7 separate regions of the Mus musculus genome follow, and all the other regions are linked to region 4. Evidence: chromatin loops called from intact Hi-C (ENCODE). Cell type or tissue: left cerebral cortex. All regions are shown on one strand. Region 1 overlaps Siae (sialic acid acetylesterase). Region 2 has its middle 27 kb from the start of Msantd2. Region 3 has its middle 5.8 kb from the start of Panx3. Region 4 has its middle 14 kb from the start of Olfr878. Region 5 overlaps Siae (sialic acid acetylesterase). Region 6 has its middle 21 kb from the start of Panx3. Region 7 has its middle 7.3 kb from the start of Olfr877.

Region 1 (4,000 bases), 310 kb after region 4:
CCTTTAACCTTTTTAGGGAGAAAACCTAGTATATAAGCACAATTAGTGCCAAACAATAGCTTCTTTAGATTGTGAAATCAAATTATTTAAAGTGCTCAGATTGGATCCTACACATGATAAGTTCTTAGTGAACAGAAGCAGCCTTCCTTCCTTGTTACTCCTTTTTCCTTCTCCTTCATTATCACCAACACTGACTTAGCTGAGATGCTCCATTACCTGTGAAACAGTCATCTGCATGTTACTCTGCCCACTGCAAAGCCAGACATCTCCAAATAAGACATCATGGACTCTCAGGGTGAAATTCATTGTCCCCAAAGTCTGTTGCGCCATCACTTCAAAAGGTCCCCCAGGCTTCATAGGGTCCAGTACCACCATCCAGGTGTTGGAGGGTTCTGAAACAAAAACAGACTTCAAGGGGTTAATCAACCAACCACCTAAAGTAGAGTTAAACACCAACTGCACCTCATTTGTGGCTAAGCTCAGGCTCTGTGACAAAGTGTATGCAACTCTATAAGGATTGGCCAAATTCCAGGCAAGGGGGTAGAGCTGTTGAGAACAGCAGCCTTTTTATCCCTAATCTGTACCAATCCCTTCTTATTTTTAACTAAGGCATTTACAAGAAAAATTAGTTACCCAGTTATAATCCTAAATTAGGAGAGACAAAAATACACATAGATTAAATTTCAAGGATAGTTAGTTGACAAGGAAAAAAAAAAAACAGAAAACAGAAATTCTCATTACACCATCCAACTGTCAATATTACCGTAATCTAATCTTTCTGATTTACACAGCACCCTGAACTAACTTGCAATTATCCAATCGCATGTAAGCACAGGTTCAGAAAATCATTTCTAATCTGAATCTTTCTTTTACTAAGGGTCACCCTTGCCATCTATCGCTAACAAGTATCAACACAGTCAGTGGCACTGGGTTCTGCCATCAGTGCACAGGTGCACGGAGACACATCAACAAGTAGCAGTTAGCATATAAATTGATCTCAGTGAAAAGGACATTTTAGCTGGCTCAATCGAATATTTCAGAGTGACATACAAGACTTGAGGTTCTGCGACACCACTAAGAAATGAGAAGCCATGAAAGACCCTATTTTAGACATTCATAGCTTGCTTCCTAGAAACCACACCTCCCATTGCCCTTCTTCTCAGCCACTGGATCACTGCTGTCAACCTCATACACAGAGACTTAAGACAAAAAAAAGAACCAGAAAACGTGAAAATACTGGAGCAGTGAAACAGGAGCCTAGAAAAGGCAGAGAAAAACAGTTTAACACAAAAATGTCAAACATAATCTGGCTTATCTATTGCCATCAGATCAATGTAAATCCAAAGGGAAAGAATGAGGAGACCAGGAGATGGAGCATTGTAATGTTATTGCCCTAACCTATGAGAAGAAATAATTATAGAAATACCATCTGAGTGCATACTCCATGCTGGACACTGTCCAAGGTTCCTCCCAGCCAGCAACAACTAAGCAGAAGCAGGAAATGTCCAGATGAGCCCTTGCAAATTAGTGAAAACTGAAGCCTTAAAGGTTGCCTGGAGTGGTGGAGGAAATATCTAAACGTTTGGTCCTCTGAAGAGCGGTACTAGCTGAGCCTGGAGCTCTGCCTCCAGAAGGTCGGCTAAACCCAGGACCATGCGCTCACGATTGCATTTCTCTGACCAATAAGCCAGGCATCAGCATATAAAATGCAAAATTCAACCTAAACCAGAAAAATCACTGTTTTGGAAACAGTGGGCAGCTAGGACAGATTGTGTGGCACAGGTGTGATGTGCTCCGTATGGCTCACACTTATGAACAGGCAGACGTTCCAATCTGTCCTAATACAGGCTTGCCAAGGTCTTTCCAGGCTTCCTGCACTGACACACCTTACTGAGGCTCCGTCCTTCTGCCAGAAGCACTGCTGATGTGTGCTGATGGGGTCAACTGCCAGAGAACCTAACACAGGACTAGTTCTCAGCCTCCTGTGTTCATCTAGTGCATTCAGAGCTATTAATTGGGTATTTTCCCTTAGCTTTTTCAATACACATGGCTAGTGACAAAAACTCTCCCTAGCACTTCCAACAAGTGTGCACATCTATGGTGGTTTGAATAAGATTGGCCCCCAAAGGCGCATATATTTGAATGCTTACGGAGAGGAATTAGGAGGTGTGGCCTTGTTGGAGTAGGTGGAGCTTTGGAGGAATTGTGTCATTGGGGTTGGACTTTTGGGGTCTCAGTGTTCAACAAGGCTCAAGTCTCTCTCTTCCTTCTGCCTACCAACCTAGATGTAGACCTCTGGGCTCCTTCTCCAGCATCATGTCTGCCCATGTGCTACCATGCAGCCGGCCATGACGACAATGGATTAAACCTCTGAACTTGTATGCCAGCCCCAAGTAAATGTTTTCCTTTATAGAGTTGCCATGGTCATGTGATCTCTTCAAATAAAACCCTAACTAAGACAATGTCCAGCAACAAAAAGACAGGAAAGAAAATTGGCAAAGCAGTGGCACCATTTCACTACAGCCAGAAAAATGAATGAGCTCCTGGTAGGACCTAGAACCTCAGGAAAGCTGAACCTGGAAAATGAGTCTTGATTCCAACATCTTTTGTACCAGAAAAATTTGCCTTCAACTTCTCAAAAAGCTTCCTTCTTGGCTAGCTAGCCTAAGGTCTTTTGGTTCCTAGCATTTTTCCACTCCCATTTAAGAAAAAGAAAAATATGCCCTGACACAATGCTGTAAAGCAGGAGAAACTTGCACTGTAGAGAATTCACTGATGGGCACAGGAGCTCAAGAGATAACTCATACAAGCCCTATGATGTCTTAGACCAAGGGCAAGGGTGGGATTGGAAAGTCAGAAGCCACCATGTTCCATGAGGAGCGTTAGTCTTTGTTTGGATAGTCAGTTCAGAACAGGGTGCATGGTGATGAGCATGCCATGGGGCACTTAAGAGCTTTTAGAATGTTAGCCCATCAAGACTACTAGGATGAGCTCAAATAGTAATTCTAAGTCCCCAACCATAAAGCTCACCGTCACTGATTTCAGCAGCATCCAATGGGCTTGCTGCTGGTTCTTGGCCTTCTGAGCCACAGCTGCTCTGGTCCTGCCTTATGAACAGTAGTCGTTTGTTCCCTGTTACCTCTTTGGCCAGTCCAGGCCCAGGTTTCTCTAAGTTTTCATTTCACTGTATTCAAACCTCTGTGTTCTTACATTTTTTCTTCTACCATCTAGGAAGATCAATCTCCTGCCGTCGTTTTACCACTACTTAGCCTACAAACATTTTGCCAAGCATTTCATCGAGTAAATGACAACAATGAACTCCAACCCTGGCCTACCCTGATAAGAAGGCCATGCTTCATGTTTTCACATGTTAAGAGCATGTCTGGTTGTTTGCCTCTGACAACTGATTTATATAGTACAGCAAAAGGCATACACAAAGAAAGAGCTGTCTGTCTCTCTTTTCTCTCTGGCTTCCCCAGTTAACTCAAGATGTAAACCACAACCACAAGAACGAAATAAAAATAATTTGTTCAGAGACATGATTAGTCATAAAGCACTTTCTTGCTTTTCTTCTTATTAATCAAATCAAATGTTATCTTTTTCAGGTTATTGTGATGAATATCAAGAAGGGGAGGGGGTACCCATGGCCTTTATCTTCCTAAAAAGAAAACCTAGGGCTCACAAGAAACAGCTTTCTTCACCTCTCCACACAGAACCCTGACTTTTCATCAGCTAAAACATGATCCTGTGGCTTTCAAATGTGGCTTGAAGGTGAAGGATGCCTTAGTGCTCATCCCTTACCACCTACATTTATTTTATAGCTTACAGTTCAAATATACCACCACCAAACAAGAATGAAGTAAAAAGTAAATGCTTTATATGAGTAAAACTGCTTATGAAAATGATAAAAGTCATAGCATGTTGTGGCAGATACACCTTAGGGTGGGTTCTAAAGTTATAGTCTTATATTATTCTTGCTCCTCTGGAACAAACAGAATCT
Region 2 (4,000 bases), 470 kb after region 4:
TGTATCAGGATGAGGTGTTTAATTTTCACTGGGCATGTTAATAAGGTGACCCAAAGGGGAATTTTGATTGCTGGACTTCAATACTTTGATAGTTAGACCTTGGTAGTTAGCTGGCCCTGTCCCTCTCACTGCAGCTCTTGGGAGAGCAGGCCTTGCACCACACCTGGACAGCACAAATAGAACTGGCCCTGGTGTGTGTGTGTGTGTGTGTGTGTGTGTGTGTGTGTGTGTGTGTACAAGGGTAGGTGGATAGGGTGGTGAGCTGACTCCAGCCCTGTCTGCCAGGTAGTGGTATGAGTAAGAGAAAGATGCCCTTCCAAACCCCTCTCTCCTCACTGCCTCCAGCAACAGAGAGAGCTTGCCGCACTTCTTGCTGGGTGAGTTAGCTGGAGCAGTGCTAGAGACCTGGCACTGGTAGCATGGTTGTAGAAGGGATGGTGGGCTAACCAACTCAGTTACCACCCAGGCCCAATCAGATCCAGGGCTTTGAATTGGCCCACACCAACATCTACACCATCTATAAACTGCTGGAGTGTGTGAAGGGACCAATCCTGCATATCCAAAGCTGTAGGATCTCTATGACATGGAGCAGCAACAGGATATATGAGAGGAATCAAGGTGAGGATTCACTATCGATAGTGTAGCAGAAGCCAGAAGCCTTGAACCAGACCAATGACTCATTGAAATGAACATTTGCAAGTAAAGAAGTATGGACAAAAGAGTATACTGTGTGACACACTGTAGCTTCCAGGATGAGAAACATTTTATTCTTTCTGGGAGGAGGTTGTAAGGGCAGAGAGTAGATACAAAGAGACTGGAAGATAAGTAAGATAATGTAAAATTCACAAAGAATCAATAAAAAGTTTTAAACACACACATACATGGTGTGTGTGTGTGTGTCTGTGTGTGTGTGTGTGTACCTTGAGATGCCTGCACCCACCTTTGCCTTGGGTATGTTCAACTATCCTTTTATTTTATAGTAATGTTTATTTTATGTGTATTGGCATTTTGCCTACATGTATGTCTATGTGAAGGTGTCCAGTCCCCTGAGACAAGAGATACAGACAGGTGTTAGCTGCCATGTGGATGCTGGGAATAGAAGTCTGGGTCCTCCAGAAGAACAACCAATGCTCTTAATCACCATCTCTCCAGCCCCAGCTATCCTTCTCTAAAACCCACCCCAGACCATGCAAGACATAAGAGGGTGACCAGCAGACATGGACTGGAAGCAAGAGAAGCCAAGCTGTGTGCTTGCTAAGTTGTGCAGAGATGCCACATTTTTATGACTTCAGAAACGTCTAGTTTAAAACTAGATTTTTTTTTTTTTGCATTGTTCTTAGTTGAGAAGCCTTTACCAGAGAGTATGTCCCTTTCCAGAAGGAAAATGTAGCACATCTAAGCTTCGCCGCCCCGCTTTCACAGATGAGGAATCACAGGATGCCTTAGGTTTCTTGGCAGCAGATACAAAGGCATTTTCAACTACCCACTCTCTCTCCCGCAATCCCCATCTAAGTACAGAAACAGTCCCCTTTGCCCTGGCTCCGATTTGAGAATCATCTCCCAGCCTTTAGCTCTGGGGGAGGATTCTCATTAATGAGTCAAGGCCTGCCACCTGGTGGTAAGAAATAAAAAGCCACTTGCTTTCTCATCTAACGCTTCTTTCAAATAATTTTTAATTTTAAAGATTTTATTTCTTTATTATATATATATATTATGAGTACACTGTCGCTGCCCTTCAGACACACCAGAAGAGGGCATCAGATCCCATTACAGATGGTTGTGAGCCACCATGTGGTTGCTGGGAATTGAGCTCAGGACCTCTGGGAGAGCAGTCAGTGCTCTTAACCTCTGAGCCATCTCTCCAGCCCTTCAAATAATTTTTTAATGTAATTTTTATTTACTTTTTGTTAATTCCAGCATTACTTGTGATAAACCAATGGCCCTTTACCGATAATAATTTGACACTTTAGGGAATAATTGTCAGCAGATAGCTGAAACTCATCTCACCTTAAGAGTGTTTCAAAACAGCCAGAAGCAGCAGAGGGGGGACAGTCATACACATACACTGAATTGCTCTTATGTACTAAAACCTATGTTCATTTACAGGCAAAAATGTTTAGATCACATCTGTACTGCTCCGGTGACTGACGGACAAGTTAGAAAAATAAATCAGGCAGCTCTTGCTCCCTTTGTCCCTTTGAAAGGCTGTGGGGGTTTGTTTTTGTTTGCTGATAAGTTTTTTTGTTTGTTTGTGCTTTGAGACAGGCTATCCTGCTGTCCTGGACCAGGCTGACCTCAAACTTACAGAGATCCTCCTGTCTCTCAGGCCTGCTTTGAAAGGCTAAGGGCAAGAGTAAATTATGAATCTATTAAGAGACTCCTCCAAATTTCCAAATACAGACAGACAGACGCACGCGCATGCACGCGCACACCCTGCGGATCTTCCAGGCATTCGCTTGTGGATCTCTCCTTGAGAGTGAAGGTACCTCAGCTTTTCCAGGACTGAGTGCTTCTGCTTCCACCAATTTCAGAAGCCTAGATTGTTCCTTTCCAGCTAGACTAAGCTCTCACTAAGGATGCTATTACAACACCATTACCATACTAGTCACCCGGCAGCTCTTAGAAATTCAAATCTCCTGGCCCCTTCCCAGATGAAAAGAATCAGAAACTGTGGGTGTTCAGATGTCCAAGTGATTGGGATGCACACTGTATTTTGACCAGCACAGGCAGAAAGTCGCAGACCTGGAGGAGGCTGGGAGTGAGAGGGAAGGAAGCCAACGAACCCATCAGACAACCTAGTTACTTCCCCTGAGTGGTAGAGGGAACAAAACATCTCCAAATGGAAAAACACAGGGTCATCACAGAGGGCTTTTGCCAACTCCACTTGGCACTGTTGCTGTGAACATAATTTCCAAATTAGCCTTGGTGAGACAGGTTATGGTACTGTGATCTTTATACAGAGCCAGAGACTCAGACTTCATTTCATATTGCTTTAGAGAGAGACCTCCACAGTGTCCAGAATAAGTAACTGGGACTGTTTCTATCCCAGTATCCTTTTCTTCATCCCTTCAAGACTCATGGAAGACTCACCTCACTTCCCTATAGTGTGGAAGACTGGAAAGTGCCCCAATTCTGTCTGGAGACAGAATTGGCCCCATCAAGTCCCAGGGGCAACCAACCCTCCTTGCTCTGTTGGATGGTTGCAATGATACAGTATCATGGTTGCAATGCTACAGTATCATGGCAATATACTATAGCAAGTATTATTCCTTAGCATTTTTACTCTGTCTTCCTTGCCCATCCCACCATATCCTTTTTGTTTGTTTGTTTGTTTCTGCCTCCCTACTTGAGTTTCTAGCTTAAAATGGGCATTACACATCGAAACGCGCTTCTTCTATTTTTCCTGTTCTCTTCAGCTACTGTCAAAAAGCGACAGCTCAGGACCAGGGTGGCAGACTGTCACAGTCTCATCTGAAGAAACCACTCTTCAGGAAGAAAGTCGTAGCTGAATTCAGGCATCTCCCTTTTCCCTTCATGACTTCTTGCAGCTGTAAGGACACACAAAAAAGCACAGGACAGATGCGGGGGAGTGGGAGACAGGCTCCATATGTCCTAAGTCCGTGGTTACCTAGGTGTGGAGTCCGCGGGACTCAGCTGCTGACTAGAAGAGGGGCGTGGGCGCGGAGCGGAGCCCTCCCCCGCCGCCCCGAGCTGGGTGACTGACTGTCAGGACGCATCTGCTCCAAATTTACGACGCCTCCTCCGGCCGCGGGTGTCCTCTCTACGGCCTCTTTACCAAGTGCTGCCCCAGCTGAGGCCCCTCCCCCGGGGAGGGGGAGGCCACGCCCGTGCTTGCCGGCCGGGGGCGGGGAGCAGGTGTGAAGCGAGGGGCGCTGCGGCGCGCGTGGTCACCCTCCACCGCGCCGCGGAGACCCGGCCTCGCCCCGGCGCGCACACAATGGCGTGGGGCCAGTTGCCTAGCGGCTCATTACTTTGGCCC
Region 3 (4,000 bases), 260 kb after region 4:
CAGAAATTAAAGTAGCCAAGTTCTATCAATAGTTCAATGTGCAGCCTGTCTGTGTGCATACTATTCTCTCTCTCTCTTATCTATCTATCTATCTATCTATCTATCTATCTCTCTCTCTCTCTCTCTCTCTCTCTCTCTCTCTCTCTCATTGGCATGGGTGTATGCCTGTGTATGCGTGCATGTGTGCGTGCATGTGTATATGTATGTGTGTATTTCAAGGATCAAGCCTTATTATCATGTATTGATCACTCAAGATGTCTGCTCTGGTACTGTGTCTAAAATATGATAAACTGTGTTAGAGAAGAACACAATTTTGTACTGAGGATAGCATGTCACATTGCACACTTCTTCCCTGTGTCTGCTGGACCAAAGATTACATGCTGACTGATAACCAATGTCATCACATACTATCTGGTCAGCTTTCCAATTAATTGTAGTATTTGTTTTCTTTTTAATTTATTTTTATGTTTTGTCTGCATGTATATATGTGTACCACCAGTGTGCCTGGTACCCTTGGAGTTCAGAAGAGAACATTGGTTTACCTGAGAGTGGAGTTAACAGGCAATTGTGAACTACCATGTGGGTGCTAGGAATTGAACTTGGATCCTCTGAAAGGGTAGCCACTGTTCTTAACCACTGAGCCATTTCTCCAGCCTGAGTTATGGCATGTGTGAAGGAGATTATTGAGTCAACAGTAGACTTTGCACCTCAGACTCAAACTATCCTATTTTTAGTTAGTCATCATTAATGCATTCTCTTACACATTAGCCTATATGATATCAATATGTTCTTTGGGGATTGGTTTAACACAGTAGTCACTAAATCAGTAGTCCTTATGTCCTGTAACTATCTTTCCAGCACCTTCATCTGCATTCATGAGAGCAAATACAGAGTCCTCAGCAACAGCATTGGGTTTTTTTCTGAGTCTGATACATCTATGCTTCTATGATTGCTCACTACAGAAAATGTCAGGAACCAGTTCATAAAATAATCAGTCCTGTGGAAAGGGCCACATGTAAGGAACTGAGGTATTTTGTCAGCCGCAAAGGCCTTCTGCCAAAAGCACGTGAGTAAGGCATCTGGGATGTGACGCAGGTGCCTTAAGGCATCTCAAGCCCAGTTCAGCCCTCAGGCGAGCAATGAAAATCTCTTGAATGTAACCTGTGCACACTCTTAAGTAAGCCGCTCCCACACTCCTGCCCTACAGAGAGTGAAAATGATGCATTCACTGTTTAAAGCTATTAAGTAATTTATTTCACAGAAATAGTTAATGAACATATAAATAAATAAATGTGATGTAAATTAAAATAATGAAATATTACTATAAGCCAGTAACCTTATGAGACATAGAAATTATAGAAATTTAGTATCCTAACAAATTATTTTGTAAGACCATATGGGGAAGTATATGTATCACCAGGAATTTTTACTCTGGGTGAAGCGTCGGCTTCTGGGCAGCAGTTCACCATTGGCTTTGGTTCAAGTAGAAAGCCTCTGTCTGGGAGAAAATGAGCCATCAAAGCCTTAAATTGTTACAGGGGTGGAACGACAGATGGAAGCTGAAGGAGTCTCAAACACATGGCCACTTTTCCCCACAGGACATTTGCTGGGTGCTGGGAATATATCAACTGTTATCCACACAGAATCCTATGCAAAGTGAAATCCCTCCAGCCTGTGGGGCTTGCAAAGCGAAGGTGGTCTTGAAGGAAGGGTGAGCTCTGAGCTCACTCCTGAAAACTCAACATCCTTAAAAACATGGGCCATATGTTGAAGCCACCTATAACTAGAGGCTCAGGAGCTAAATGAAAACACTCTCAAGTGAGTAAAGGAAGGTCCCAGTCTTTCAAAGTTGAAAGACTTTCAGTCAAAAGCCTGAAGACATATTTCAGAGTGTGGGACACTAATGCAAAATGAATCTTACTGCCTCTTCACCACAAGGCCGACCATGCCAGGTCCTGTTTAGGAAGTGATTAGCATCTCCCCTGTGTGCCTAACAGAAGAAATAAGACCCACCTTTGGTGACAGACTTGCTGGAGTAACTGGAATTTTGAGATGTTTTTATACACAATGTTCAGGATATATTGCAAGTTAAATTACAGAAAATACATAGACAGGCAAAGAGTTAAGGTCATGTGATTATTCTTGTTCACTGCAGAGTTCTGTCTGCCTCTTCTCTTAGATCATCTGCTCCAGGAAAGCCAGCTGCCACATCACCCTCTGAAGAGACTGATTCCAGGTAAATAATAACCACCAAGAACATTTGAGACTGAAGGTAAACTAGCCAGAGGCCAGAGCAACTCAACAAAACTGCTCTCCAGCCTCTTATCGACAGAAGCTTTATAAACAGCTTCTGTTGTTGTTTTAGGCCCTAAGGTTTTGTGAACCGTGTATGCAGCAGTAGGAAACTATAACATATAAGCCACACAAGGAAAACTACACATTCTACACCGTCACATGTTCACTAAAAAAATTATACCCACCAATATAACTTCCACACAAAGAAAACTCCAAGACTTCATATTTTCACCTGTAAATTTTTCCAAATACTTACTGGGGAAAAGATGGTACTGGTACTGTATACTCTTACTGAAAATAGTTTTGTTTTTGTTTTTTTAAATTGCTAATAGTGTGACCAGCATAAGCTGCCAACAACATTACAAGTTGCTTAAGCATAATTTTTTAAAAGTACTTAAAAAATTTTATTAAACTGAAAGTAATAAAAATCAAGATGGTAGAATGCTAGAGGCAAGTGACTTTTATTTCACAATATTTAACATTTTTATATTTTATATTTTAACATTCAAATATCAACCAATGTATTCTATGATAATAACAGATATAAAGAAAAATCCTATGAATATTTCAATGTGTACAAGAAAAGTACTTTTGAGAAATCAACATCTATTCTTTATAAACATACTTAGCAAACTAGCAATAAAGTTCTTTACTGGGAAAAAGGTGAACCACCACACGCAAAAAAAAAAAAAAAAAAAAAAAAGAAAGAAAGAAAGAAAGAAAGAAAACAATCTACAATGTCTACAATAAGCATCCTACACAAATATTGAACATTGAAATCTTTCCCCATAGAACAAAGAAATCAGATATGAATGTACTTATATTCAGTGATGTACTAGAGGCCTGGAGCAATCAAATTAATGCAAATATGCAAATAAAAGGTATAAAGACTACAAAGGGGGAAAGTATGATATTTTACTTCATATATAATGTGTGATGGCTTGAATGAAAAAGACCCCCATAGGGAGTGGCACTATTAGGAGGTGTGGCCTTGTAAGAATAGGTGTGGCCTTGCTAGAGGAAGTATGTCACTGAGAGTAGGCTTTGAGGTTTCAAAAGATCAAGCCAGGCCCGGTGTCACTTTCTCATCCTGCTGCCTGCTAATCCAGATGTAGAACTCTCTGGATGTTCCTTCTCCAGTACCATGTCTGCCTGCAAGCTGCCATGCTTCACACCATGATGACAATAGACTAAGCCTCTGAACCTGTATGCCAGTCCCAAATGCTTTTCTTTATAAGGGTTGCCATGGTCATTCCGTGTTTTTATAGCAATAGAAATAGTAACCAAGAAAATATGGTTGGGTTGATAGAAAATTATTCTATCAATGCATTATATAATCAATAAATGAACATAAAGCTGCTGAATGTAAGCATTATATAGAAAAAATCAATGTATTACATATATTAGCAAAAATTAGGTAACAGATTTTTCTTTAAACTCAGTTAGCAAAGGCATCAAGAATAACAAACACACAGCAGTAAATCCAACAAGAAATATATAAGATATCTCCGCTAAAAATTAAAAAGTGGGGCTGGAAAAAAGACTCAGTGGTTGGGTTGGGGATTTAGCTCAGTGGTAGAGCGCTTGCCTAGCAAGCACAAGGCCCTGGGTTCGATCCTCAGCTCTGGGGGGAAAAAAAAAGACTCAGTGGTTAATAGCACATACTGATTTTACAGAGGACCAGACTTTGATTCCCAGCACCCAC
Region 4 (4,000 bases):
TAGGCACACAGGTTGCTGCCTATTAATGTACACACTCAATTCATATTGCCCATTGATAAATTTCAATTAGATTCAGGCCTTGAAAATGCATCCATACAGCATTTCTTCTTAATGAACTTATGCCCCAGCACAGAACATATAAATAAGTCCTCAGTCATCATAGTTGCTGGGCTACAGCTCATCATAAGCAGACAGATGAATAGGCAAAGCCCTTAGCTTGAACCAGTCAGACCATCCTTTCTGTTTCCAGTCCATATATGTGTAATCATGGTAGCCCCAGAGTTCTTTGAGCCTGCTCTAGTTCTGAGAACTGCTGGATTCCAGAACTGTGAATAAAAGCTAAGTAAGATATTCAAACTAAATTTATTGCAGTTTCATCTTTTGACACCATCTTGGTTATTCTGGGCTCAGAAATGAATATGGATGAAGCAGCTGAGCACAACCTTTAAAGCTTAAATCTGTGTAACTGGGGAAGAGTATAGAGACTGAGTCCTCACCATAGGAAACAGCATGAGAAAGCCTTGCTGAGTTTTCCATAGAGATTCTTGTTTATATTTATGAAAATAGCACACACCACATTTGCTGCTCTAACAATGACTTTCCTAAATTACCTAAGCAAATAGAGATGCTACTAATAATCTATTCATTCAGTTATTCATAGTAGCAGCAGGTGGTAAACTTGGCATGTGAAACAAACAAAGCAGAGTCTCCTATCCACAGAACTCACAGTACGGTAAGGTTTGGCTGGGTACATTAATAGCATCCAAAATATATTTGCCCAATACATAAGCTTAATACCATTTATATTATTACATTATGTGTATATCTTAACAAAATGTAGGAATGTTTTTAGTCTGTGATTTATTGGATTCTCATTATCGTTTATATATTTGTTTACAAGTTTCATAGTAAATGTTCATTAAAGGTGATATTTACCAAAGACAGTAAACTCAATACTTATACAGCAACATCTAGGAAGACCAAAGATGGTTCATGGTGCCTGATGAACTGGTAGTCTTCCTGAATTCATGGCAAAATGATCAGTTTTGCATCCACATTTATTATTTGGAATGATCACTCCAGGAGATGTGGGAAGGTGCCTAAATGATTCAGTTCTGTTCAGCAGAACCAAGTGAAGGACCCAGAATGCCTCTAGGGCTCATTTAGATGCTTCTTATACAGAAAAGTAATAAAGAAACAAAGAGATAAAGGTGGCCAGCATCTGGAAAGCAGCCAATCTGTGTGGAGAGGAGGAAATGAGAGGCCCAGAAGGCAGGACTACCAGACATCTCTAGAGGGTCTCAGAAATTTGTAAGTGATTTCTCAGGAGTTGAATTTTTGTATTAATTAGTGAGAGTTCTTTGGATGTTATGCAACTTAATGAATCATTTGTCATTTTAAAATCTCAGGACTAGTATCACTCAAGTCCATGGTGAAAGATGCAAGACAGCTCTGGTGAATAAACATTCCATTTCTGTATAGCTATGTCTTGGCACAGTTACCTGAAGGAAAGGTGATCTAATTCTCCCCAGATAAAGGACATCACAGACCCAACAAAGACAAGCTCCTCAAACTATATCAAGTGGCAACTCAATCAACTGTAAAATCCATATGCCTTCAAAATGTCATAAATAAGTTCATTTGAGTTCTTAAAACATATGAAGTATGGAGAATTTGTATAAAGAATGCATGACCCTTCTTGATGTCCAGAAACTAATTCACTTTACAAAGACAAAATCTTCCAGTTGGCATGTTAGTAGATCCTTGTACAGTTAGTAGATCAGCCCATTGTATAGTTTTAAAGCAGATATATTTGCTTTAAAGAACATTGTGCACATTTTAATTACAGCAGGTAAAGTATTTAAAGTGGTTTTGTACATACACAGACGCGCGCGCGCGCATGCACACACATGTGCACACATGCACACACACACAAGGACACAATGCCTAGCCCTACAAAGTATAAAGACATAACTGAGAAGATTCAGCAAACACTAAACCACTACGCCAGGAGGTTCACTTAAGTAGCCACCAGGTGGTGCTAGTGACTCAATAACATCGATCAAGGCGAAAAGGAAGCGGGAGGGAGGAGGATTTCGCTGCTAATTCATATTCTGAATCTTTTTCAAGCTCTGAAATGTATAACCATGGATTTTATATAACTCCTTATATAAAATTTCAATGCCTTATTAAAAAAACATAAACTTTTGAAAGTGTTCTTTAGATCAACATTTAAATTAAAAGGTTTGAATGCATTTAATTTGCAAATCCTTAATGGGCACTGTCTAAATTGCCTAGTGAAAAAAGACAAGCGGGGCTGGTGGCACACACCTTTAATCCCAGCACTTGGGAGGTAGAGGCAGGCGGATTTCTGAGTTCGAGTCCAGCCTGGTCCACAAAGTGAGTTCCAGGACAGCCAGGGCTATCCAGAGAAACCCTGTCTCGGAAAAACAAAACAAAAAAGAAAAAAAAAGAGACAAAATAGAAAAGACATGACAATCATAATACAAACAAGGTACCAAAAAATGAGTGCAGCATAACTGTTAACTGAATGTTCACTCTTTTAAGTACTCTTAAGTACTTTTTGATATATTGATTCCTGCCGAATCCTAGCACCTAGTCACATAACACACTAGAAACATGATAAATGCGGAATGAATGATTTGATTAATCCACAATTACATAAAAGATGGTTTTAATTTCTGTGTTCTCTGGTTTTAAATGCTTACCAGAACAATTGGTAGCCTAAATATTTCCAGTAAAATATGTTTTCATACCCATGTTAAGATCATTTAATGAGAATTTAAATTTTATACATGCTTAAGGCTCTTTAAATTGTGTAAATAAAATGGATTCTGTTATTTGTGTATTCTTACCCCCAAATCCTATTTAACTCCACTACATTAGGAAATATTTGTACTTATTTTATTTCAATATACAAAGTTTTATGACACAAAGCACATATTCAGCTACATACAGTGTCTGTGTAAAATTTAACATCATCCCATTTCTCAGCCTTTTCGGTGCTGTTGCTAAAAGCAAACAATGACTTAACACTTCTTTGTAGACAGCTTTGTTTGCCCACCAACAAGGACAGATCTCTTAAGGATATGTACACATGTCCTCTTTGATATCAAAACAAAGGCGGGTACCTTCCACTAATAGATTCAGGACATCATTTATGTGGCAGTTCTTTCACGCTCACTGGCAGTCATTGCTCCAGATTACCATATGGGAATCAGGATCATTTCCATGCCAGTCTTTTCTCTGTTGCCATTCCTTTACCAGTTCTCCCACAAATCTACTTCCTTCCTTCCGAGAATTCACTGTATGTTGGTGATGCAAGCCTATCAGCTGGAGTCACATAATGATGGCCTTAAGGTTGGTTCACCCAGTTTGGGGAACTGCAGATTCCTTAAATCTGCCTCTCTTTGTTCCATTCTAGAAAACAATGAACACTAGCTAGACTGAACATGTCACTTCTGCCTTGTAAGAAGCCAATGATGTGGAGGAGTCACATAGAAAGTTATGCAATCTACTTCCCAGATTTCAGGAATAAGGTTTTCTCCCCATTTGTATTAGCAAAGTGTACTAATATATTAGTAGTTTGATTCTGTCAGGTAAGGAGCCAAGAATATGTGTCCAAATCTCAGAAGATTCTAAAGACAAAAGAAGCTCTGACTAAACACAAACAACTCAGTTACAATGTTAACATTCCACAAAATATAGCTTACTTATATTAGTAATATAGCATGACAAAATAAAATTTGGTAAATTGTATGCAAGGATAGAGTATTTTGATGATCATAGATTATTAGAACTAAAAACAAATGGGAAAAAATAGAGATTTCTAGTTCTAACATATTAAATAAAAAGGGAAGAAATGAAATCTTTAAGCTATTCCTATCAACACTCTTTTATGAAATAAATCTAATGAGAATAAATCATAAATTTGCTCTTCCTGTGCAGAAGAGTTTATGAATTTTCTACTGAGATCTAC
Region 5 (4,000 bases), 300 kb after region 4:
TTTACAAGATCACATTCCAGAGGAGAGATATAGCCAATGAACAAAATAAACAAGAGAGAGCAAGCCATGTGGATACTGAAGCAGGTTAGGAAGAATTCTAAGATGATACACTCTATGTGTGTATCTAAGGATACATATACCCTTACATTATATGTGAGTTATACTGGAACTCACAACTCATTATGTCTGTGATTACCTGCATAAAAGCTGTAAAAGACTGGGCTTGTCAACAATATCATGAAAGTGGGAGGGGCTCATGGACTCCTACCCCCACCCCTGCTCCTCCACTGAGGATTTATATGTAGTTAACAGTTGATAAGGAGAGACATTTCCTCCAGTGATGTAGCTACTGGTAAGGTACCCAAGCTCCGATAAGCAAACCTGCACCCATGATACCGCATTGGGACATGGACAGACACACAAGTATACACTCACACACATACACACTCATACACACACATGACATGAAGAGGAGCTACCTGGAAAGAGAAGCAGGATTAGCAAGAGGGAGAGGGGACAAGAGAGAGTAATGGGGTGAATGTGACCAAATTGCTTATGTACATGAAGAAAATATCCTGATGAAACCTATCATTATATATAACTAGTATACCATAATAAAAGATCAAATGAAAAAAGAAGAAAAAAAAAACCTTACAACTACTGTGACACAGTATTTCCTGCTATTTCTTACTTTCTTAGTTTTTTGGTTCCTACGAGCACACTGTTCTTTGATTTAGACAGCACCTTCTTCCCAGTCCTAGTTCCAGCCAATGGAAGACATCCACCTACTTTCTGTCTCTCTTACAAACACGATCTAACAGTAAATCAGACCACAGTCTGGCCAGCATCCAAATTGTCGTTTGACACTCTTTCAAAACGTCTGACCCCATCAGGGAAGCTACACAGACTGTTCTATCCAGTCTTACTCATCCTGCTGCCCAGAAGAAAAAAAAAGCCTCATATCATCACATGGCCAGAAGAAACTTTAAAGATGTTTTCTGCTTCGTGAGTGACGAGTGTGACATTAGGAAAACAGAAAGCTGAAACAGTGACAAGCCACAGCCTTGACTATGGCACAGAATTAAAGGAACATTCCAGTTCTCTTGTTAAGATTCAGCATGCAAATCTGTCTTAACATAGGAAATGACAAACTGTGCTTCACACCAGAATCTCATAAAAACTAAAAGAATAAGGCTGAGGAGACAGCTCAGCCAATACAGGGCTTGCATGGAAAGTCTGATCACCAGAAATCACATCCCAGCACTGTGGAAACAGAGACCACATTCCAGGCTAATGAGTGACTTGATCTCAAAAAATGATGGATAGCACATGACCAACCATACCCAAAGTTGTCCTATGGTCTTCTACATATAAGTGCATGCACCTGCACCAACACACACACACACACACACAGAGAGAGAGAGAGAGAGAGAGAGAGAGAGAGAGAGAGATCTAATGAGTAATCCATCTTCTTTCAATGCAAGGACTGCAAGTGGAACCCGAGTCACCAGCAAGTGACATAATAGGAACGAACCAACAAAGTCACTAGAAACAGCCTAAAGTTCAACACAAAGACCCACTACAATCGACCCTCAAAGTCAAAAAGTCCTTTCCTCAAAATGGCAGTTGACTGAGAATTCCCTTAATTGTCCAGACGGCACTGCTGCACCCTGGCCACGTGGGGGCACCAGCATACTCCACACCCAAATGAAATGCTTGTGTTTTTTTCCTAATCTGAAGTACTGCGAAGAAGCTTGGTTCAACCTCCCATGGTGCTTCTTACAAATACGAAGACTAATGAAGATATGTAACTGCCAAACAAAAAAAACCCACAAAACTGGTCACATTCAAAAGATGTTACAAATACTAGTGAAGTTTTCAATCTGTTCCTCCAAGATCCCTTTTAAACCCGGCCTCCAGATCTTCCTTCCCTCATGCTTCCAGCCACCTGTCTATCAGTAACTCTTGAGTGCCCCACCAGCCATGGTCTCTTCCATGGGCTCCAGTCCTGAATTTCTAACTGTGATCTCACCGCTGCATTACTTCAAACACCATCTGTCATCTTTCCTAACAAGACAGCTCTCCCTGCAAATGTCCTGACTTCTTACAACAATAATAAATGCTAGCACCCAGCATGTTTTCACATAGATTAAGTCATGCAATACTTAAAATAAGAAAGATGTTTGTTCACAATTACACAGCTCAAAGAGTAGGAATCCCAGATGTGTAACTCCAGTCCCAGACCTTGTACCACACTATCTTGAGTTGTCATATTGGGTGTTTCCCTTTGAATCCACATACTTATATAAATACATATGGTAATATAAAAAGTAACTAGCATATTTTTGTTGGTGATAAAGTTAAGGCTAAAGGGTAAGAGGCTTCTGCAAACTGTCAAATTTAAAAGACCAGATGCCATGGTTATATGCATCCAAGTGCATATTTTTCATACGAACTACATAGTCACCTTCAAACAACAAGTACATGTAAAAAAAGAAAGTAAGTCATTAAGCCATGCTAGGTGGAAGAAAGTCAACAAAAACCCTTTCTGGGAAACAGGGCACAGTGGCCGGGGAGATGGGTCAGTACACATTTCCCACAAAAGCATTAAGACAAGTTCAGATCCACCCAACCTACATAAAGCCAGGATAGGTGGCACACATCAGTAATCCCAGCATTTCTGTAACAAAATGGGAAGCCCACACAAGAAAGTCCCCCAGAAACATGTAGACCCGCTTGCCTGGTGTTTGCAGTGGTAAGCAATGAAACCCTGTCTTAAACAAGGAGGAAGATGAGGACTGGGTGCCTGTCCTCTGACTTCTACATGCACACTGTGGTATATACACAAATGCACACCACGCAAACACACAGCATACAGACACAGACCACATAAATACACATATACACACACACACACCATACAAGCACATACCACACACACAAAATTACACATAAGCATACATCACACAAACACATATACACAGAAGCCTTCTTAAGGAGGAGTATGGTTAAAAAATTATATATATATATATATATATGAGGTACAAGAGACAGAGGGTAGTGAATAGAAAGTATCTGCAATGGTCACAGGGTAATACCTAAGCCATGACAGTGGCCATTCTACTGAAGGTTGGGCGTTTTTTTCCTAACACCTTAATTGTGTAATTTCCTATTCCATAAAAGACAAGAACTACCACTCAGCTAGAAAGTCTAAGCATTAGATATTTCATGAATTTAATTTTGAACTTGGCCCATGTATTTATTCCTTTTGTCTAAGGATGAACATACAATCCTTCTGACTAGCCTGTAACCAGATGCAGGGCTTCCTCTCCTGACAGTGTTCTTTCATATTGTGTTGTAAGCCATCATTGATGCTAACCAACTACATACTAGGAATACAAACCTGACCCCAAAAAAACATAGCCACCTATATGACTCACATGTAAACAAAACGAAAGCATAAGATATTACAAGATTATCTGAGGAAAGGGCACCTAACCCATACTGAATAATCACAAGTAGTTCCCTTAGATCCAAGCAAAGACCTAGGAAAGTGTAAGAAAGAAAAATTGTTTCAAACAAAGGACATATAAATATGGTCAATTCTGGAGGGTATGGAGATAACATGGTAGTTTGGTCAATCAGTTAGTTAGTAGGTCTAACAATGCAGCAGAGCCAGCCTGAGTCAGCCAAGGAAATGCACAACCCTGTTCAACATGGGACCGTCCCCATTCTTACACACAGTTGCTAAAGGCACAGTTATGCAAATTCATAATTTTAACAAAAAAAAATGGGGATTTGACAAAGCCTTTGAGAAGGTTTTATCTTTTGACCCAGCAATTCCATTTCTGGGAATTTATCTTACGGCAATAATTAGACTACAAGAAATCTGCTGTCAGGAAAATAACATGCCACGGTTTGTAAAAGCAAAATAACGAAAACCACTTAGTACCCATCCATTAAGAACTCATTTAAGTATGTTACAATGCATCCACATTTC
Region 6 (4,000 bases), 240 kb after region 4:
TAGCAAGACATGAAGTCAGAGAGATTCAGGGACAATTCATTCACAAGAACTAACTATTCCACAAGACCATTGCTAATCCCTTCTAAGAGTGATGCCTATAACAAGATTAATTTTCAATTTAAATACTCCACCACCATCTCAAAACTACCAGACCGAGCAGAGGGGCAAACCTCCATCACATGAACCTCCAGGAAACATTCTCAAATATTAGCCAAACAGTAGACAACATTTCCCAGCTGTGGGATAACGTTAAGTATTCTGAACAAGTTTAAGGTGGGCTGAGCTAAGTTTGTGTTTAGTAGGTTAATATACCAAACATTTTTATCTAATGACGTTTTCAATTTACATGTTTATTGTGATATAGCTCCATCGTAAGTTAAAGTGGCGTTTGTACTATGATTCCTAAGCAGTAAGCAGAGTCCTAAACATCCAGAAGAAAATAAGAGCTTTCCAGGCAGAGAAAATAGCATAATTTCTAGGGAGCCACAGAAAATTCCATTACATTCAGAAAAAGGTGGGTGATGTAACAAGTGAATTGGTACACATCTACAAGTGAAATGATAAACATCCTCTAAAGGCCCATGTATGGCATGCTAGGTCAACAGGAAGGTGCCTTCACGAAATTCAAAAGCTTTAAGAGGGACTTGCAAACTTTATATGCCCCAGTACAGGGGAACGCCAGAGCCAAAAAGGGGGAGTGGGTGGGTAGGGGAGTGGGGGGGTGGGTATGAGGGACTTTTGGGATAGCATTGGAAATGTAAACGAGGAAAATACCTAATAAAAATTAAAAAAAAAAAAAAGAGGTTGGGCCTTATAGGCCGTGTAGTCATTGGGGAATTGGAAGATCCTGGACTCTTTCTTTTCTGTTTCCCCCCCAGGCTGTGAGATGAGCACCTTTGCTCCACCCTTCCCTCACCACAGACCCAAAATAGCAATGCTGAAAGCCATGGCCTGAAAATTCTCACTGTGGCCAGGATAAATATTTCTCTTCATAAATATTCCACACAGATATTTGTTCCAGTGACAGAAAGCAAACATTTGCCCTGGTTGTACTCAGCCCCAGTAACTGGAGTCATAGTTCCCTCTGGACTAGCAATTCCAAGTTCCATGGGAGATCAAAAAGAAGGTGTTCTCAAGTTAGTTACCTTCCAAAGGCACAGAAGGAGCAGGCTCTCACTGTGCAGGACTCCACCACTTAGGGCTGATTCACAGTGGGGCAATCATTTGCCTGCAACCTGTTTTCGTCTTGGCTCATATTAGATGCTTGTTCAGTAAATGGAATTCAGAACTATGCTACACCTGAAATACATAGTTCCTATAAATACCCCAGGAATTAATTAGGAAACTTAACACATTTTAAAAAGATGATTTCCCTTTTAACTCAGACATCCCTACTGATCTGTCCCTGGGATGTCGCAGGCAGTTTGGGTGTATATGTAACGTGGGTCTCATTTTGAGAGCAACCAGAGAACTAAGAGCTGAAGTTGCTTTTATAGTGAAATATGCAAGGGCCTATGTCAAAATCCAGAGATTTCTGTCTCTTCCAAAATTCTTGCATAAAGTAAGAGGGTGTGGCCTTCTGGTTCACACAGGAAGCAGCCACTGTAGTCCGTGCTCACTTTAATTTCCACACAGAAGCCAATGGGAGAAAATGCCACCTAGCTCCCCTTCCCAGTGCCAACTGGGGCACTGGATTGATGTTATGCCCTCTATAAAACAGTGTTGGGAAGGCCTTCAACTTTCTCCTCCAGGTAAAACCATTGTTACAAGCACCACATTCAGCTAAACTCCATAGAACTATTCACACCCACTGAGATGTTTGTTTCATTAAACAGCTGCCATCCTGAAGATATTGTCTGGAAGAGAATAAGTATTTACCTCGCCATTGCTTCTAAAGAGCAGTGCTGTGCCTGTTCCAGCTGGGAGGAAGGACTTGTACCATAACCATGGTGATAATCTTTCTCCGCAGAGACTCGCACTGGAACGCATGCTCCATTGCTTTCAAGGAGACACAAGTGAGCCATGCTTTCCCATTCAATGAATCCTCTCATACTCAGCAATTGTAACAGAATGAGAAATAAAGATGGAATAATATTGTCTTTTTAATTTTTCTCTGGTTGCTTTTTGAGCTTTCCCTCTAAAATGTAATTTTCTTTGGTGCTTGCTAGGATTTACTTCATAAAATAAATGTGTGTTTATGTATAAGTTTATGAACACTCTGTGCATTAAAAACAAGGGATTAAGTCAGGACAGGATGGAACACCGCCTGCTGTCCCAGAAGGATGACCCCTTCTCATACTGCCACCTGGTGGTAACATACCTAAAGTTCAAAGACAAGAATGAAATTCACTCAGCTCTCTTCAGTCCAGGAAAAACCTAAAAATAGCAATTTCTAAAATGCATAGGAAAGCCAGAGTTTAAATATAAGATTATATTCAAGAAGTCATGCTGTAATATGAGATATGAATACAAATAAGCAAGATATGGGATGAATTATTTAAAAGTTAGCATCATCCCTTGAAGTAGACAAGAGAAGGTTGACAAAAGCAAAGGACATGTGCAAAAGCCACATAGAAACCTACTTTATAATCTAAATGTGTGTGATTGATATATATATATATATATATATATATATATATATATATATATATATATATATATATATATATACACACACATACAGAGAGAGAGAGAGAGATCTTGGAATAAAGGTAGCCTATTGTGGGTACTGGAAAGTTATAGGTTTTTAATAAAAATCCCAGTGCCATATGAGTTGTTGGCCAGATAGGTCCCAGAGGCTCCCAAGAAGTCAGCATATTTCTTATTGCCACATAATTAAATAAGACTCTATTGCTGAAGGTACCATGCACTTTCGTTTCAGGACACAGAGAAATCAAGCTAGAGTTGATCTCAAAAGGGAGAAGATTCTGGGCATCATTCAGAGCAAAAGATCTCTGCATACAAAAGATCCTGAGTCATACAACACACACAACTGTGAACTCTCAATTTCATTTTTCAGACACCCAGTGGCAGCTTCTCTAAATTCCCTTCCATTATTTTATGTATACAATAAACTATTAATAAGCCATCAAAAAGTACAAAATCATGAGGCTGGAGAGATGGCTCAATGGTCAGAGCATTGGCCACTCATTCCGAGGACCTGGGTTTGATTCCCGGCACCCACATGATAGCTCACAACTATCTATAATTCCAGTTCCAGGTTTTTCAACACATTCTCCTGACTCTCTGGGCACCAGGCATGCATGTGGTTCACATACATACATGCAAGCAAAACACTTATACACATAAAATAAATAATTTTTAAAAGAAGTACAAAAATGGTGTTGCTTGCAGGAAAATGGACAGACCTGAATGAAAATCATCATACTGAGCAAAATAAGTCAGATTCAGAAAATCAAGTATCACATAGTTCCCCCCACAAGCAGAATCTAGTTTAGAGGTAAGGAAGGAGAGTTATTTTAGAAGAGGAAGAAGTCCAACAGGAGGAAGGAGTGAAAAGGGAGGAATAGAGGTTGAACATGACCAAAGGACATAAAGCACATGTGTGAAAATGTCACATGATATAGGCTAATAAAAAAGTAAAATTAAGCAAAATCCATCCATTATTTGATCAGGCTGCAAGAGTGGTAAAATCCATTCCTTCAAGTGTAATGATAGTTAGAATGTGATAACTTGGACACATCACTTCCCTGTTATATTAGGAATTTATTTTAATAATATATTTATGATAAAAATAACAAAAACATCATATAGTGGTGCACAAATTGGAGGTGGGGGGGAACTAAGGCAAGGGGATTTCTCTCAGTTCAAAGTCAGCCCCAGACAACAAAGTAAGGACCAAGCAGGATTCCTGAGCAAGAATAATCAGTGTCAACAAACCAGCTAGAAACTGACATTTTAATCAAATTAAATATTCTCTCCTTAAAGAAATTCAAAACCCAATCAGCAAATGAACTCAAGTTTGGGACAGTTAAAAGCT
Region 7 (4,000 bases), 71 kb after region 4:
GCACTCTTACTCGGAAATCATAAGAGGGCAAGATTTGTGATTTATCATGCTTTGGTGATGGAAAATCAAAGGGATGGTGAAGGATTACTTTTAAAAAGTCATTACTATTGCATGTATGTTGATATGGACAAGAAGGAACAGGGTACAAGGGGCTACTTGGATTGGATAAGGCTCCAGGTGGATGGATTCAGCCTTCAGCACTAACCAAAGAACAGATCAGAAGGGTACTTCTCATCCTTGATTGCTCACTGAAACAGAAGCAAAAGGTCAGCTACTTCATCTCCTATCAGCCAGGCTTCAGGAAACCTAACAAGGTAAGTCAGAGGACAGATTGGAGAACAGACTGACTAACTGATACAGGCATAGCCAGAGACATCCTTCCAGACACTTTACAGACACAAGAGAAGGGTGGGAGTGACTGGATAAGACAGAGATCACCCAGATACCTCATACATAACAGACATGAAGGCCAGGAAAAGGGAGAAGAAACCCAGTCCTCCAGGATGCTGGAGTTTGTTGACAGCAAACTCTTGTCAAAAATAGAACAGAACCAAGGCAAGTGGGTCAGAGTTCCTGGTTGCAACTCTAAGCATCTGAAAAGAGCAACGGCAGAAGAAGCCAAGATACCACTGAGAACAAATAAGCTGTCACCTTCTGTTCTAAGGGTGAGTAACTGACTCACAACCAGAAAAAAAGGAAAAAATATCCTTCAACAGACAGAACCTAAAAATATAATAAACACACCAAAAAAAAAGAGGAAAGGCTGGAGAAACAAATGAGCAATTCAGATGTGATGAGCTTTTTTTGGTTCTCTTTGTTTGTGTTTGTCACTAATAGCAAAGCAGTGACATGAAAACATTCCTGTTAGCTGAGAGCTGCGCCACATACCATCAGTGTTCTGTCCATATCCCTTCATCCAATATTTATACACTTTCCATCACCCTTGCCACTAGCAATGATATAATCACCAATCTCTCTGTGTGTGTTTGTGTGTGTGTGTGATATGTGGTGTGTGTGTGTGTGTGTGTGTGTGTGTGTGTGTGTGATATGTGGGGTGTGTGTGTGTGATATGTGGTGTGTGTGTGTGTGTGTGTGTGTGTGTGTGTGTGTGTGTGTGTGTGTGTGATATGTGGTATGTGTGTGTGTATGTGTGTGTGATATGTGGTGTGTGTGTGTGTGATATGTGGTATGTGTGTGTGTGATATGTGGGGGGGGGGGTGTGAGTGTGTGTGTGTATGTGTGTGTGATATGTGGTATGTGTGTGTGTGATATGTGGGGTGTGTGGGTGTGTGTGTGTGATATGTGGTGTGTGTGTGATATGTGGTGTGTGTGTGTGTGAGTGTGTGTGAGTGTGTGTGTGTGTGTGTGTGTGTGTGTGTGTACAGTTCTGTTTCTCTAGAGAACCCTGACTAGCACATGTTATTATGGAAAATAGTTATGGAGGTTCTTTTAAAATCTAAAAATAGAATTTTTATATCACCCAACAATCTCACTTCTTAGGTATTCATCCATAGCCGCAGGTGCATTTTAAAGGTTATTCATCATTATGCCTGATTTACAAGATGCCTAGGATCAACCCTAGGCCTTCAAGCATGTGAATCTTCCAAATGGGCTATATCCCAACCAATCTTTTGTTTGTTCCTATAGTATTTTTAACAGAAGTCTAGGAAATCCTTATCCATATTTTTTATGGAAAAGACCTTATAGACAAGATAGATATGCTTCCTCTAATTTCTTTAACAATTTCTGTAGTGGTAGTAAATTAATCTGCTCTATACTTCCTGCCAGGGGCTTCATGCATTCCTTGCTGCCTGCCCAAATGTTCTGGATTTTCAAATGAAAGACACATGCAGCCTTCTGTTTCAATATGCCTTAAACTGCTCAATGGCTGGGCCATTTCAGTCCTCCATGTTGCTAGCATACACTCCCCTCCAATATTCTTGAATTATTACTTACTCAAATCTATATTCCATCCTGGATGCTCTGGATCCAGACCTGCAGCCTTCCTGGTCTTAAATGTTGGTAATCACTTTGTCTCTCTGTCCTACACTTCTCAGGACTGGACCTTCTCCTTTTCCAGCATGGCGCCTTCTTCTTCCTGTGGTTCCTTTGTTTTGTGCTTATGGAGGACTTTGGATCCATAGATGCAGTCTATGACTAATCCCAAGAACTGTCAGAACAAGTGCTATTTCCATTTTGTTCTGTTCTTTTTTTTCTCTTGTCCTATGGAATTTGCATTGCATGCTGCAATTTGTGTGCATTCTGTCTCCCTTCTTTTCATTCCATTTTCTCTTTACATTTCATCTTGGGGTATTTCCATGAAATGTCTTCAAAACCAGTGAATTTTATGTCCAGTAAACTGAAGAGATTATCAAGGGTAGTTTTCACTTCTGCTACTATGGGTTTTCAGTATTTCCTTTAGATTTCATCTTTTAGTTCCCATCTTTCTGTTAACACTATTCTCTGGTACTTCCATCGATGCCCTCAGTATATTAACTACAGTTTTAATCAATTATTTCAACATGCTCACTGAGTATGATTCTGTTGCTCATTTTGAAGAGATGCAGAAAGCCTGCCTCTGTGCTTTTTCACCGCTCACACAGAGCCCCCCTCCCCTTCCTGGCCTTTCAGAGAGGGTTTCTGCCTGGCAGAAATTGTGTCACTCCCTAAAGACCCCTCCAATCCCCTGGAGGGAGTGACAGACTAGACAAAAGGCAACATCCCTCAGCTCCCCTGCTGGTACCTTCCCTGATAGATGGCTAGCACTTCCCAGTGCAGATGACTCCTGTCCTTGGGAGAAGTGAAGACCAAACATCCTTGAAGATATAAGCGCCCAACTTTTGGGCCATGATAAGAAAGCAATTAAGCGTCCCCAGACATCTCTGGCCAGTTTGTAAAATCACACTAGTTCCTGATAGTACCATAAAGTTACTTCCCAGGTCAGAAGGGTCCCCCCTCCCAGTTGTGTGATTCCACTACCTGAACAAATGATATCTTTTTTGAAGGATGACTTCCCTTGTCACCTCCCCCTGTCGCAACCCTGAAGTCTGAGAATCCCTGCTTATGTTTTGTGTGTGTGTATAAAAACGCCAAGCCCCTAGGTTTTCGATCTGAGTCTGACTCAAATAAAAGGCTCTTTTGTTACTTTGCATTAGGTTATCAATTCTTAGAGTTCTGGGAATCCGGAGAGCTGGGCATAACAATTTCATGTCATTAGACTTTAGGCTTCCAGCATGACTTACTGCTTTTTGTTGAAAGCAGATGTGGTATACTAGGTTATGGAAACTGAGATAACTAGATCTATAGTGTGAAGTTTTGGTGTGGTTTAACATTTATTTTCATGTTTCTAGACTAAGATGTGTGCTGACTCTGCTTGCTCTAGCTGTAAAAGTCTGAGGCTTTCATTTCCTCTGGGGTTGATTTTTATTAACTGTTTTTATTTTTGAAATTATAATTACATCATTTCCACATGTCTCTTTCCTCGCTCTAAATCTATTTATGAAATTAAATGTTTAGATTCTATAAATGAGTAGATAGGAGAAGAAATAATCTAAAGAAATATCCCTGTGCACTTCCTCTAACTACGAGACTACCTCTATTTTACACTTACATTATGGGTATGGAGAAATCAGAGTTTGAAGCTGGCCTCCACTCTATCTACACCTATCAAAGAACTCAGACAGACCAAGTGCAAGTTGAGTGGTCTCACATAAAAAGCACTGTTTAACTTATTTTATACATAACTTTACATATGTTTTAACCTTTGTCTCAGGTTCTCTATAAATTGTAAAGTAACCACAGATGTGGGGGAGAGACAACTTGCTGCCTCCTCAGCTACCCCTGTTTGGCTGAACTACAAATAAACCCATGTTCTTTCACTGGTTTCTACTTGCAAATTCCTTTAACATATGTGGAACCTGGTGTGACAGGTAATGCTATCTCACATATAACTAAATGCTCTTTTGTGACACTTTAACAGATAAATAGTGAGAGAGGTGAA

What was found. A loop is a pair of places that touch in the nucleus more often than their neighbours do. Peaks named below come from ENCODE experiments on the same cell type or tissue, not always from the same donor. Only the 100,000 strongest peaks of a DNase experiment are listed, where the experiment ranks them.
Region 1: it touches region 4 in a loop (5-fold over the local background); 3 of 42 quality-filtered maps call a loop at or near these places.
Region 2: a loop joins it to region 4, with 4 times the contacts of the local background. A loop is called at or near these places in 6 of 42 quality-filtered maps.
Region 3: a loop joins it to region 4, with 5 times the contacts of the local background. A loop is called at or near these places in 8 of 42 quality-filtered maps.
Region 5: a loop joins it to region 4, with 5 times the contacts of the local background. A loop is called at or near these places in 3 of 42 quality-filtered maps.
Region 6: a loop joins it to region 4, with 11 times the contacts of the local background. A loop is called at or near these places in 37 of 42 quality-filtered maps.
Region 7: a loop joins it to region 4, with 2.7 times the contacts of the local background. A loop is called at or near these places in 2 of 42 quality-filtered maps.

What each region holds. Positions count from the first base shown.
Region 1 is chr9:37,619,291-37,623,290 of GRCm38, reverse strand. It overlaps Siae (sialic acid acetylesterase), which reads right to left. Exons shown (of 10, transcript NM_011734.4): 3 at 217-392. Among named protein-coding and RNA genes, the nearest start is that of Siae, 7.5 kb to the right of the region's middle. In left cerebral cortex, no CTCF peak of the experiment used is centred here; a DNase peak (open chromatin) is centred at 1,774; H3K27ac peaks cover 1,504 bases.
Region 2 is chr9:37,460,507-37,464,506 of GRCm38, reverse strand. No RefSeq gene overlaps it. Among named protein-coding and RNA genes, the nearest start is that of Msantd2, 27 kb to the left of the region's middle. In left cerebral cortex, a CTCF peak has its summit at 1,624 (motif pointing left); DNase peaks (open chromatin) are centred at 1,478, 2,759 and 3,697; H3K4me3 peaks cover 532 bases; H3K27ac peaks cover 601 bases.
Region 3 is chr9:37,673,022-37,677,021 of GRCm38, reverse strand. No RefSeq gene overlaps it. Among named protein-coding and RNA genes, the nearest start is that of Panx3, 5.8 kb to the right of the region's middle. In left cerebral cortex, no CTCF peak of the experiment used is centred here; DNase peaks (open chromatin) are centred at 1,108 and 1,544; H3K27ac peaks cover 1,968 bases.
Region 4 is chr9:37,930,746-37,934,745 of GRCm38, reverse strand. No RefSeq gene overlaps it. Among named protein-coding and RNA genes, the nearest start is that of Olfr878, 14 kb to the right of the region's middle. In left cerebral cortex, a CTCF peak has its summit at 2,028 (motif pointing right); DNase peaks (open chromatin) are centred at 368, 1,164, 2,040 and 3,183; H3K27ac peaks cover 3,570 bases.
Region 5 is chr9:37,634,203-37,638,202 of GRCm38, reverse strand. The region is part of intron 7 of Siae (sialic acid acetylesterase); the gene reads right to left. Among named protein-coding and RNA genes, the nearest start is that of Tbrg1, 21 kb to the left of the region's middle. In left cerebral cortex, a CTCF peak has its summit at 1,675 (motif pointing right); DNase peaks (open chromatin) are centred at 1,066, 1,708 and 1,955; H3K27ac peaks cover 286 bases.
Region 6 is chr9:37,688,452-37,692,451 of GRCm38, reverse strand. No RefSeq gene overlaps it. Among named protein-coding and RNA genes, the nearest start is that of Panx3, 21 kb to the right of the region's middle. In left cerebral cortex, a CTCF peak has its summit at 2,298 (motif pointing left); a DNase peak (open chromatin) is centred at 2,302.
Region 7 is chr9:37,860,132-37,864,131 of GRCm38, reverse strand. No RefSeq gene overlaps it. Among named protein-coding and RNA genes, the nearest start is that of Olfr877, 7.3 kb to the right of the region's middle. In left cerebral cortex, no CTCF peak of the experiment used is centred here; DNase peaks (open chromatin) are centred at 541 and 2,157; H3K27ac peaks cover 1,380 bases.